2 separate regions of the Mus musculus genome follow, and region 2 is linked to region 1. The links are chromatin contacts, found by POLR2A ChIA-PET in ENCODE. All regions are on one chromosome and are shown on one strand. The core of a region is the stretch at or near the end of the contact, and the rest is flanking DNA. Distances in the headings are between cores, read along the strand shown.

Region 1 (5,502 bases), core at 1,144-3,643:
AAGATGGATTCCTAGAAGTGGATTACTGGGACAAAAATTCTATTTCTAGAAGCGGGTTTCATGAAAACACTTATGGCTAACAAAAACTTATGCTGATGTTGATGTATGGGAACATCCTCCTCACTTTTCTACCAGCATGTTATTCGTTTCTGCTCTTTATACCCATCCTATACAAAGGTGGCAGATGACAATGGTATTTCCATGTATTTCTTAATTACTAACAAAACTGAACATTTTATATGCTTTTATTCACCACTGATATTTCCTCATTTTTCTCCATTATGACTAGAGGATTTCACTTGTGATTTTCTTTTCTTTCTTTTTTTGTTTCTTTCTTCTTTGCCACATGGTCTGTGAGTGTGGTATGTATTTGAGTATGCATGTGTGTGTATGGGGGGGTGTGCTTGTGTGGATGGCAGAGGTTGAAGTATAGTGTATCCCTTAATCACCCCCCCTTAGATAGCAGGGCAAAAGATAGTCTGTTAACCTGTTGCCCACTCCCCAGCTCTGCATTAAAGGCTAGCTGCCAAACCCTCATAGCTTTTATATGAGTGCTGGGGATGGTGAAGCTGGTCTTCCACTTGCATGCCAGTGTGTTTTGCCCACTAGGCCATTTCCTCAGCCTCTTAACGATCTTCCTATCAGTTAACATGAACACTGAAAGATAGATTCTTTTTTTTTTTTTTTTTTTTTAAATATTTATTTATTTATTATATGTAAGTACACTGTAGCTGTCTTCAGACACACCAGAAGAGGGCATCAGATTTCATTACAGATGGTTATGAGCCACCATGTGGTTGCTGGGATTTGAACTCATGACCTTTGGAAGAGCAGTCGGCACTCTTAACCGCTGAGCCATCTCACCAGCCCCCTTTTTTTTTTTTTTTTTTTGGCCATATTAGTTTCAAATGAAAACATTTTTCACAAGTTTGTTATTTTTTAAGAAATATCTTTGCTGCTCACAGTACTCTGTGAAAGGGATAACTGGATTCTAACCGGAGCTGAGTGCTCTCAGTTTGAGCTTGTTTCATGATGATTAAGTTGAAGAGTTTTGACAAAAGATCTGGAGGGGCCGGTTTAGCTAATCCTAAATTTAGCTCTGGGGGAAAAAATGTGTGGGCTGGATATAAAGAGTGTTTGACTCATTACACTTTAAGAAGATGGGGGGGGGCAGGGATTACAGCAGTGTTTGCCAAAAGTTTTCAGAATTTAGCCAATTCTCTGCACAAATCTCTTGCATGTAAGTGGTGTACAAACAGGATTGTATGGAAAAGTCGTGCCCTGCTCTGCAGATGTGTGCATGGCTTGGTTTTAATTATTCTCCTTTTTCTTATGTTACCGTTTCCCAATTACAATTTAAGGGGGGGGGCAGCCAGATTAGGTCTCTGAAAAATAGGCACAATCCTTGTTCCATAGAGGCCTGCTCCCGTGCAGCCTGTTTGCACACCAGAAGCCTGGGAATCTAAAAAGATAAAATCTAGGATCCTTCCAAACTCCAGCGTTTATCAGGGGCTGTGCTCAGGGTTACAGTGACTGCCAAGGGTAGTTTCCACAGACTTCAAATAGAAGAATGCTGTCAAGCAACGGAACTTTGAACATTATTCTGGTATTTCTATAGAAAAAAAAGGCTCAACAACAGAATGTCAGTTGTTGATTACTGGTGCCTTGTGACTAAGCATAATTGATGATTTCAAAAAGAAAAAAAAAAACTTTAAGAACAAACGCAAAATCTGGCGATCTGAGCTCCAGATTTTATAGAATTGACAGGCCTGTTACCTGACTGGCTGTCCTTTGGGTGTTAGTCCCACAGCTTTTGGGCAAGAATTGGAGGCGAACCATCCCAAAATGGATGTTCGAATAGTCTAGGACTGTAAGGTGAAAAGGAGTTGAAGGCATGATATTAGAGTATCCCAAAACAGCTACCTGGCTCTAAGGGTATGGCCCAGGGGAGAGAGTATAAGGGGCTTTAAAATAGAAGCGAAGCAAGAGAAATGCGACCTCATTTTAACTGACGTCATTTGCCGCGAGGAGCGGGCCCTAAAGTCAAGGCTTCCCCACAGGGTCAGCGGGAAGCTACCCACTGTACCCAAGAGACTGAGCTGTGTGTCTGCGAGCTGCACTATGATCTGAGGGTGCCCGGAAACCGGGGCAGAGGCCCAGCAGGTAGAACAGAGAGGTGGGCTGGGCTCGGTGGCCCTGGTTGACGGAGCGGTTGAGGGAGAAAGACCAAGACCCCCGAGGCTACATAGGGGGCCCGAAGCAGAGGCCGAACCAGGCCCAGCTTGCCCGAGCCAGCCCGAGCAGGGCGGGGCGCTTAGGTGGCCGCGAAGGGCGGGGGCTTATAGGCTCCGCCCCCGGAGCCCCGCCCCTCCCGAGCTTTTCTTCCTCTGTCAAAGAACGCTGCGCGCCACTGTTCGCTGGGAGGGCGGAGGAAGCGGACTGTTCCGGAGCTCTGCCTAGCCGGGCCCAACCTTTGCTCCAGAGATCATGGCTGCCGAGGATGTGGTGGCGACTGGCGCCGACCCGAGCGAGCTAGAGGGCGGCGGGCTGCTGCACGAGATTTTCACGTCTCCTCTCAACCTGCTCCTCCTGGGCCTCTGCATCTTCCTGCTCTACAAGATCGTTCGCGGGGACCAGCCCGGTGCCAGTGGCGACAACGACGACGACGAACCACCCCCGCTGCCCCGCCTCAAGCGGCGCGACTTCACCCCTGCCGAGCTGAGGCGTTTCGATGGCGTCCAGGACCCGCGCATTCTCATGGCCATCAACGGCAAGGTGTTCGACGTGACCAAAGGCCGCAAGTTCTACGGGCCTGGTACGGAGGCAGGGCCAGGGGGTCGTGGAGACAAAAGAGGGGACCCTGGCGTGGAAGCGGGGCGGGAGAGAGGCCGGGGGAGGTGGGGCGCCCCCGTGGGAGGGTCGGAGGGAAGGCGGGCAGCAATGGGAGCGGGCCGGGGGCACGAGGCTCTGGGTGGGTGGGGGTGCGTACGGGGGGATGGGATGCCCGAATGAGGCTGAGCCTTGGAAACCGCGGGTGGGAGGGACAGCGAGGTCCGAAGCCCCGGGATATTAGGGAACTTTTCGAAGGTAGTGGGCTTTGGGGCGGGGGTCCTGAAAAGAGGGGGAGACTTCGGATTTGAGGGGAAAAAATGAAGGTGTCTCCAGAGAGGCCCAGACACTTGAGAAGACGTGGAGGCCGATGACGCCGGAGGAGCCATGGTGGAATGTAAGGGTGTGTAAAGAGAGAAAGTGGAGAAGGGGATTAGTGTCAGGTAAAGCAGCATTGTTCCTGGCGGAGAATGTGTGTGTGTGTGTGTGTGTGTGTGTGTGTGTGTGTACACTGTGTGCATGCGCAGTGAATGTGTGTTTGGTGTACACCGTTTGTCTGGGGGGTGGCGCTTGGAATGTGACATGTGTTAGGTATGTCTTTGGTATGTGTATGTGCGTGCAGAGTGGGGTGGACTCAGGCTGGATGATGAATAAGCGACCAAGCTTGGTTGGATGCATTAAGAGCAGTGTGTGGTGGACTATGGTAACATGGTGAGATGGTCAGAAACACCATATTTAGTGTATGATAGAGTGGGGAGACTGGGAGGTGGAAAAAATAAAATGAAATGAAACGGGGGTGGGAGGGAGGAGTGGAAGGGTCCTGAGAAACAATAGGGTAAGGCTGTGAAGCCCGATGGGTGGGGGGATTTCAGGAAAAGCCAACCAAGGGGAAAACAAGAGATGGACAACTCCCCAGAAATGAGGCTTTTCCAAACTGGATTGCCTATCACAATCACCTGATGCTTATGAAAAATACAGATTCTTGGCCTGACCATCCATAGCCACACTTAGATCTCTGGGGCAGGGGAGAGGGCTAAAAAGATCTACATTTTACTCCTCTGCTGTAGGGAAATGGGGAATCAGCCAGATTTAGAAAGCCCTGCTTTCTAGAACATTTAGAGAGGAAGAAGAGGCTTTAGCTCTCCCAATATGGATTCCTCTAAGCACCAGGAACTCGGGGCTGGGGGGTGGGTATGTTCACATGCTCATTGGTCTGAGAGGGAAGACTAGCCAGCACTAATCCAAACCAGACATACCCACTCTGTTACGTCTCAGAGTCCAGCCAATCAAAAGCACATGTGCCAAAGGCTTTTTAGTGAACTCTCACTCTTCCTTTCTGCTTTCAGACATTTTAGAAAATTACGTTCTGTAGGCATGTGACTGCAAAATAATAGGAAAACTACATATTGTTTGTCACTGTAGTCACACATTATCCATAAACAATGGTGTAATTACCCATAATTATTAAGCTAAACCATAAGGTAATCAACACAAATGCACGAGGCCTCGTCATCTGGTTGTATTTGCAAAGTCATCACATGGGGATCCTCCGTGCTTTCAGAGAGCACAGCTGGAGTCAAGCTGTCTCCATTCTAACCAGGTAGGTTACAGTTTGCAGAGTCATCCTGCCGGATATCGATGTGTGTACTGGAACAGCTACAACTAGGAGTCAACCTGCACTCTACATTCTAGCCTCGCTGTTGTCCCTGACCAGCTGTGTGATCTGGTGCAACGCCCTATGGTCTCAAGGCCTTAGTTTTCCCTCTGGGAACATAAAAAGACAAGCACGCCCCCAGTGTGAGGAGGCCAAGGAACACTGATAGTATCATAGTGGAAATATTTTCTGTTACAGAGTACTCTTAGAAGTGAAGCCATTTGAGTGTCTAGTACTCTGTACAGCACAGTCGTAGATGCTAGCGAGTAGCAGTGAGTGAAAAACACAAAGCTCTGCTCACCAAGCATCTAGTTAATATGCTTTGTAGTGAACAAAATATACTCTCCAAAGACTATTAATATTTGCCTTAGATCTTGTTTAAGTATGCATTACCAGTCCAGGGACTGTAATTTCTAAAATGGTAAGAGTCCAAACCAAGACTTTGACTTTGTTTCCAAGCACTAGGTGATACTATTTCCATTAGCAGTATATATTTTGTGAAAAGCATATGAATTTTGTTCTTTTTAAACCTTCTCTAGTGGCAGCATGCAATGAGGACTGAAACCAACCCCTATTTTAGAATCTTAGTTGCATTTACAAGATGATCCTAAGGGTTTGAAGTATATCTCAGCACTAGGGTGCTTTCCTAGAATATGCAAAGCCCCAGTCCTACAAAAAATGGATCTTAATATGTTAGAAAGAAAAACAGTTTGGTCGACTAAAGTTTCAGATAACCACACTGTAATGAAATACCAGCCATTCCTAGTTGGTATGACGATTTTAATGTCAGAGTTGCTATCTAGCCTCCTTTTGGGAAAACGAGGCATTGCTTAAAGTACTCCGAATTCCTTTCATTTGTTTGTGCAATATTTAACTCTAAATAACCACTTCAGGTGGATTCAGATTGATCCACTGTCCTCAGACAAAAGCTTGCTATGATGTTATACATAGTAGCATTTTTCAGGTTTTAGGAGATTATTTGAAGGCGTTGATTGCAGCCCTTTTCAGTGAAAATTTTA
Region 2 (5,969 bases), core at 534-3,033, 200 kb after region 1:
CCCTTGGGTAACCCTGTGGTGCACTTTCTTGTTTGATGATTGATATGAGTAGGCCCGGCTCATTGTGGGTGGGGCCACCACTGGGCTGGTGGGCATGCTACAAGAAAACATGCTGAGCAAGCCATTGGGAGCAAGCCAGTAAGCAGTTCTCCTCCAAAGCCTCTGCAACACCTGCCTCTAGGTTTCCTATCTGAGTTCTTGCTTACAGCTTGGACTACATGCTGTAAGATGAAATAAGCCTGGGCTGCGGAGATGGCTCAGCGGTTAAGAGCACTGACTGCTCTTCCAGAGGTCCTGAGTTCAAATCCCAGCAACCACATGGTGGCTCACAACCATCTGTAATGAGATCTGATGCCCTCTTCTGGTGTGTTGAAGACAGCTACAGTATATTTACATATCACAAGTAAACCTTAAAAAAAGAGATGAAATAAGCCCTCTCTCCTGAAGTTGTTTTGGGTCACGGTGTTTTATCACAGAAATCAAAGAAGCCCTAACTAAAACATCTACTATGTCTTAAGCATGGACAGGTACACTGGCATTTCACCTTTGGGAATTTTGAAGGTTGGACACCTATGGGTCAGATGCAGCTAAGTTTTCAACTGACGCCTTTATTTCTATAAAATAAACACTGGTTGTTTAGAAAGCAGTTTGGTGATCACATTATCTGCTTCTGTCCTGAACATGAGGGAGGATTCCTGATCTTCAGGTCGTTTGTAGCAAATATTTACTCGGCTCAGCATTAAGGGGCTCAGGGAACACAGGTCCATTGCCACTACCGTGGGAGTTCAGCAATCTAACAATCGAAGAGCACTTTACTTGGTGTCTGGAGTCAACTGCCAACTGCAATGTTAACCTTTTCAGCCTCTTATCCTTCTGGGTGTGCTCTGTATTTGGCTTCCAATTAAAATGATTTCCTCACCTTGAGTCTGTCCTTTGGACTTTCCAAGGCCAATTCCCTGAAAGATCTTTGTTAAGCTATTTGCAAACCAGTCTGGGGTATGCTGCCAGGATCGCACCCTGCTGGTAGGTACCTCAGTCTGGGGTATGCTGCCGGGATCGCATCCTGCTGGTAGGTACCTCAGTTTTCTCTGGCTCTGAAGACATTGTTCAAAGCAGTGTCAGGTCTAGGTAGTGAAGTTCACAGAACTTGACACAGAACCCCTCAGCCACCAAGATAAATGAATTTCATGTATAATGTGATGTTTTAAAAACTCAAAACCAATGCAAAAATCCTTGGATTGTTAATGTTAAGAACTTGACAGACAGGGATCCCATCCTGTACTAGTATGACCTTGGTTCATGTACCTCACTGTAATTCCAGTCCTGGTTCTACAATTAATTTTCGTTACAAAAATGGGTGAGTGAACTGCAGACCTTAAGTGTGTTTGAATGAAATCGATTAACATACCATTAGATATTTATCTCGATTCCTTAAGTTTGGGGAGGTTTTGTCTGTCTGAATCGTCTTCACCCTAGGCCTGGGTTGGTTTTTCTTGTTTTTTGTTTGTTTGTTTGTTTGTTTGTTTGTTTGTTTTGCTTGTCTTGTCGTTTGGGCACTTATCTTCACCCTTCCTCGCTATTCCCTGACACTTCTTAGGGTCCAGGTCCCCCAGTTGTAGGTACTCCTTGCAGCCTTTTCTTACTCTGGCCTGATCAGGTGCCAAGGGCAAGCGAGGCTGACAGGGCGACCTCCCAGGCTCCTCCCGCGTGTCCCGAGCCACTCAGCAGCTCTGCCATTCCGCGCGCCAGTACTGGGCGCCCGCCTTGGCCCGCCCCTTACGCCGGCAGCTCACCGCCTGGCTGCCGCTATATAAGTCGGCCATTTGCTTTGCTCCGCCCCAGAGCCCGGGAGTCAAAGCCGGTTGTCAACCCAGCCCTGTCCCGCACTCGCCTGCCTCTTCTTTTTTTGCTTTCAACATGACAGATGCCGCTGTGTCCTTCGCCAAGGACTTCTTGGCCGGTGGAGTGGCCGCAGCCATCTCCAAGACAGCGGTAGCACCCATCGAGAGGGTCAAGCTGCTGCTGCAGGTACGTTCTGAGATCGAGGGGCCCAGGCAGGAAGTAAAGGATCTGCACAGAAAGGGGGTACCCTAGCGGAAAAGTGGGGCTCAGTCTTTAGATTTGGGGGCAAGGTGAAGGCCGGGCCTAGCCAGTGTCAGATCGAAAGGCAACCGGGAGGAAGGCGCCTTTAAGGACCTGGAGTTTGAGTGTCGCAAGTGGTCGGGACCAGAGGGACCAGAGGCGCTCAGGGCCATCCCCGGCACAGAGAACTAGGATGGGGTTGCCCGAGAGGCTCTGTCTAGCCCGGATTTAGAGGCAAGGGCAATAGGCCTGAAAGCAGGCGCTGGAAAACAGAGTACCTGGCCTGACCGAAAACCTCAAGGTCACGGCAAGGAGATTACAGCTTTGGGCAGGCCACGCGGACCGGTTCTGCGGCCACGCAGCCGGCGAACAACGCGGTGTGGGCTCGCCGGCCGGCAGGCCGGAAGTGGACGCCGGGAAGAGCATGTGCCGGCTACGTCCGCCCCCGCGCAGCCCCTCGCCAGCCTTCCTGCCGCGCGCTCGCCGCGCACTGCCTCTAGGGGGCGCTCGCGGGCGAGCGTTTAGTCGTCGTCACCGCCACCCCTCCCGACAGGAGTGGGGGTGGGGCGGAAAGGGAGCAGCTCCGGAGACTAGAGAAGTTGACTGGTCACCAAGGTGACCGTGTCCTATGCAGGTCCCACCCTAATGCTTCTGAACCTGATCTGGAAGGAATGACCTTTCTTCCTGGTCTAAAGGTCATAGGTACGCTTGAGGGTGCCTCACTCACAGAAGTCGAGACTTACTACTTCTGATGGTGCTGCTCAATTCTTAAACACTTCCCCTACGCCCCCCAGTAGTGTCAGCAGTTAGAATTGTCCAGCTCATGTGATTCTGAAAGCTAGATTTGGAGAAAGGGGAACGAACCTTAACGATTTTATGTGTGTGTTCTTCCCTTTCCCCTTCTCTGTGATTATAACTGTCCCTATTGCCTTCTTCCTATCCATCAGGTGCAGCATGCCAGCAAGCAAATCACGGCAGATAAGCAATACAAGGGCATCATAGACTGCGTGGTTCGTATCCCCAAGGAACAGGGAGTCCTGTCCTTCTGGCGTGGGAACCTGGCCAATGTCATCAGATACTTCCCCACCCAGGCTCTCAACTTTGCCTTCAAAGATAAATACAAGCAGATCTTTCTGGGTGGTGTGGACAAGAGGACCCAGTTCTGGCGCTACTTTGCAGGGAACCTGGCATCAGGTGGTGCCGCTGGGGCTACATCCTTGTGCTTTGTGTACCCTCTTGATTTTGCCCGTACCCGTCTAGCAGCTGATGTGGGCAAAGCTGGAGCTGAAAGGGAATTCAAAGGCCTTGGTGACTGCCTGGTTAAGATCTACAAATCTGATGGGATTAAGGGCCTGTACCAAGGCTTTAATGTGTCAGTACAGGGCATTATCATCTACCGAGCTGCCTACTTTGGTATCTATGACACTGCAAAGGGTAAGTTTGCTATTTGCTTAGAGGCTGTGGGAGATGTGGGTACTTATTTGCAGTTATAGGAACTCAACCTAGGGCCTTGTGCATGCTAATCTAGTGCTGAGCTGTATCCCCAAACCCCAGGTTCCTATTTTTTCCTCCTCTTTGGGACAGGGTCTCACTGTGTATCCCTGGCTAGCCTAGAACCCAGTATGTAGACCAGGCTACCCATTCATAGCCATCCACCTTAAGACAGGGTAGCAAGGTCTTGCACCAATATAACAGAAGCCCACCACTCATTTTGTTTTTAATTGCTGAAGGAAGCCAGATTCTTCAAGTGTGAAGCTTGTGGTAGATAAAATGTTAGTTGGTTATAGTAAATAGGTCAGCAAAACTACATTTTGATTTTTTTTAATCTCTTATTTTTCAGGAATGCTCCCAGATCCCAAGAATACTCACATCTTCATCAGCTGGATGATTGCACAGTCTGTCACTGCTGTCGCTGGCCTGACTTCCTATCCTTTTGACACGGTTCGCCGTCGTATGATGATGCAGTCTGGACGCAAAGGAAGTAAGTTCGGCTTGATCGTAAGATAAAAAGTCATGGGAGTGAGGCAAGTTATGGCCAAAAATGAGTGGGTGGCTGCCTTTAATAACTACAGTCTAGGGCTAGAGATACAGCTCGGTGGTAGAGCATTAGCCCACCGTACTCAAGGCCCTATATTCAATCTCCAGTGTCATTGAAATGCTGTAGGCTCTGAAGGGGTGATGGACAGCATCCATGTTGTCTGCACAAGTGCCTGTGAGCAAACAGCCCTTTAGATGCCTATGACATGGCTGTCCCTGTTCTCCAGTCAATGCCTGTGCTAATGTGTAAATGCTTGGGTTTAAAACTGCCATTAAGTGCTTAGAATAGCTCAGTAGTAGAGAGCTTAGCATACACAAGGCCTAAGGTTCCATCCTTAGCATGGGGGGAAAAGGGGGGAAAATACTTTTTAAAGGTGGGGCTCGGTTCTGTATTAGGATTTTGGAGGTGTTCACTGGCTTTTAGTCATCAACTACATGTCTTTATTCTTTGCAGCTGATATCATGTACACAGGCACGCTTGACTGCTGGCGGAAGATCGCGCGCGATGAAGGGAGCAAGGCTTTTTTCAAGGGCGCATGGTCCAACGTTCTCAGAGGCATGGGTGGCGCCTTTGTGCTTGTCTTGTATGATGAGATCAAGAAATACACATAATTATGTCCTAGGTGTTCTCCCCGAGAACAGGCATGTTGTATAATATACCATATCTTGAACATTCTGGACAGATTCTCTGGGCTTGTCTGTTTTATCAGTGGCAACTATTTACCAGTTGAAAAGTGGGAAGCAATAATATTCATCTGACCAGTTTTCTCTTAAAGCCATTTCCATAATGACAATAATGATGGGACTCAATTATATTTTTTATTTCAGTCACTCCTGATAATAAAAAATTGAAGAAATAAAAATACCCAAAACCAGTTTTGTTCGTTGTTTGTTTCCATATAAGAGTCTGCTTTGTGGGGGATGGGGTGGGGGAACAACACAGTTTCTCTGTATAACCCTGGCTGTCCTAGTAGAACTCAACTGTAGACCAGGCTGGCCTCTGCTGGGATCGAAGGTATGCACTGCCATTGTCTGGCTGAAAGAACTTTTAGAGCTAGTTATCAGCAATCAATTTTGCAAGAAATAACTTGGATATGTACCCCTCGATTCCCAGTTCATTAACAAAGTAGAATTTGGGATCAGTGTACCCAAAACTTTGGTCCATTGCCTATAGCCTGTCATAGCTGTATGAGCTCCCAGAAAGTCTCCTGTACCTGTTCCTTATTCCTGTGGTTAAAACAAGAACCACATGCCAAAGTTTCAAATGATACTTTCAAATGATATTAGGATATCACCCCATTTAAATGATTCTTTTAATATAAGGTAATTATAGTTCTCAGTTTTCATCCAATTGCCTTCTTCACCTGGCTCAAGCCAGTTTTTAATCTCAGTCAAAGCAGAGGATTAGGGCTGGCACCTTTCTATAGTGCTGAGATTGTAATGCTGTTCAAGATTATGGAGAGTGCTGGGTGCCAGCCACCTGGATCTTGCTTGTCATGCTCACAGCTTGTCAGTGAAGAATGTCCCTATTTCTATTGGATAAGCTTTTATTTGGGATCCACAGGGCAGCATTGCAAATTTAGAAGCTCTTCACTAGGGCTCAGATATCCGGTTGGTTTTATTAGTACCATGAAATTCATATGAAGAATAAAGTATCCTGCCAAGTGTCAATATGCATAGGAAGTAGGATGGGTGATCACACGCACAGATAAAGCTTGGGAACACATCCTGCTCACTGGAGTGTGTTAAGGCTGTTCATAGACAAACAGTGGGATCGATTGATGATGCCTGGGAGATGCTGTGTGCCGACTGGCCAAGCACCTGAGTAACAGGAAATCTTAGTTCAGAGC

What was found. ChIA-PET counts read pairs that join two places held with the same protein, here RNA polymerase II (POLR2A).
Region 2: POLR2A ChIA-PET joins it to region 1 with 10 read pairs in embryonic stem cell. The contact joins the promoter of Slc25a5 here to the promoter of Pgrmc1 in region 1. POLR2A ChIA-PET finds 5 or more read pairs at or near these places in 3 of 5 experiments (Patski and embryonic stem cell).

What each region holds. Positions count from the first base shown.
Region 1 is chrX:36,595,800-36,601,301 of GRCm38, forward strand. It overlaps Pgrmc1 (progesterone receptor membrane component 1), which reads left to right and starts at 2,394. Exons shown (of 3, transcript NM_016783.4): 1 at 2,394-2,815. The coding sequence starts at 2,488.
Region 2 is chrX:36,793,814-36,799,782 of GRCm38, forward strand. Slc25a5 (solute carrier family 25 (mitochondrial carrier, adenine nucleotide translocator), member 5) reads left to right here and starts at 1,784. Exons shown (of 4, transcript NM_007451.4): 1 at 1,784-2,028; 2 at 3,030-3,516; 3 at 3,923-4,063; 4 at 4,574-4,995. The coding sequence starts at 1,918. The coding sequence ends at 4,731.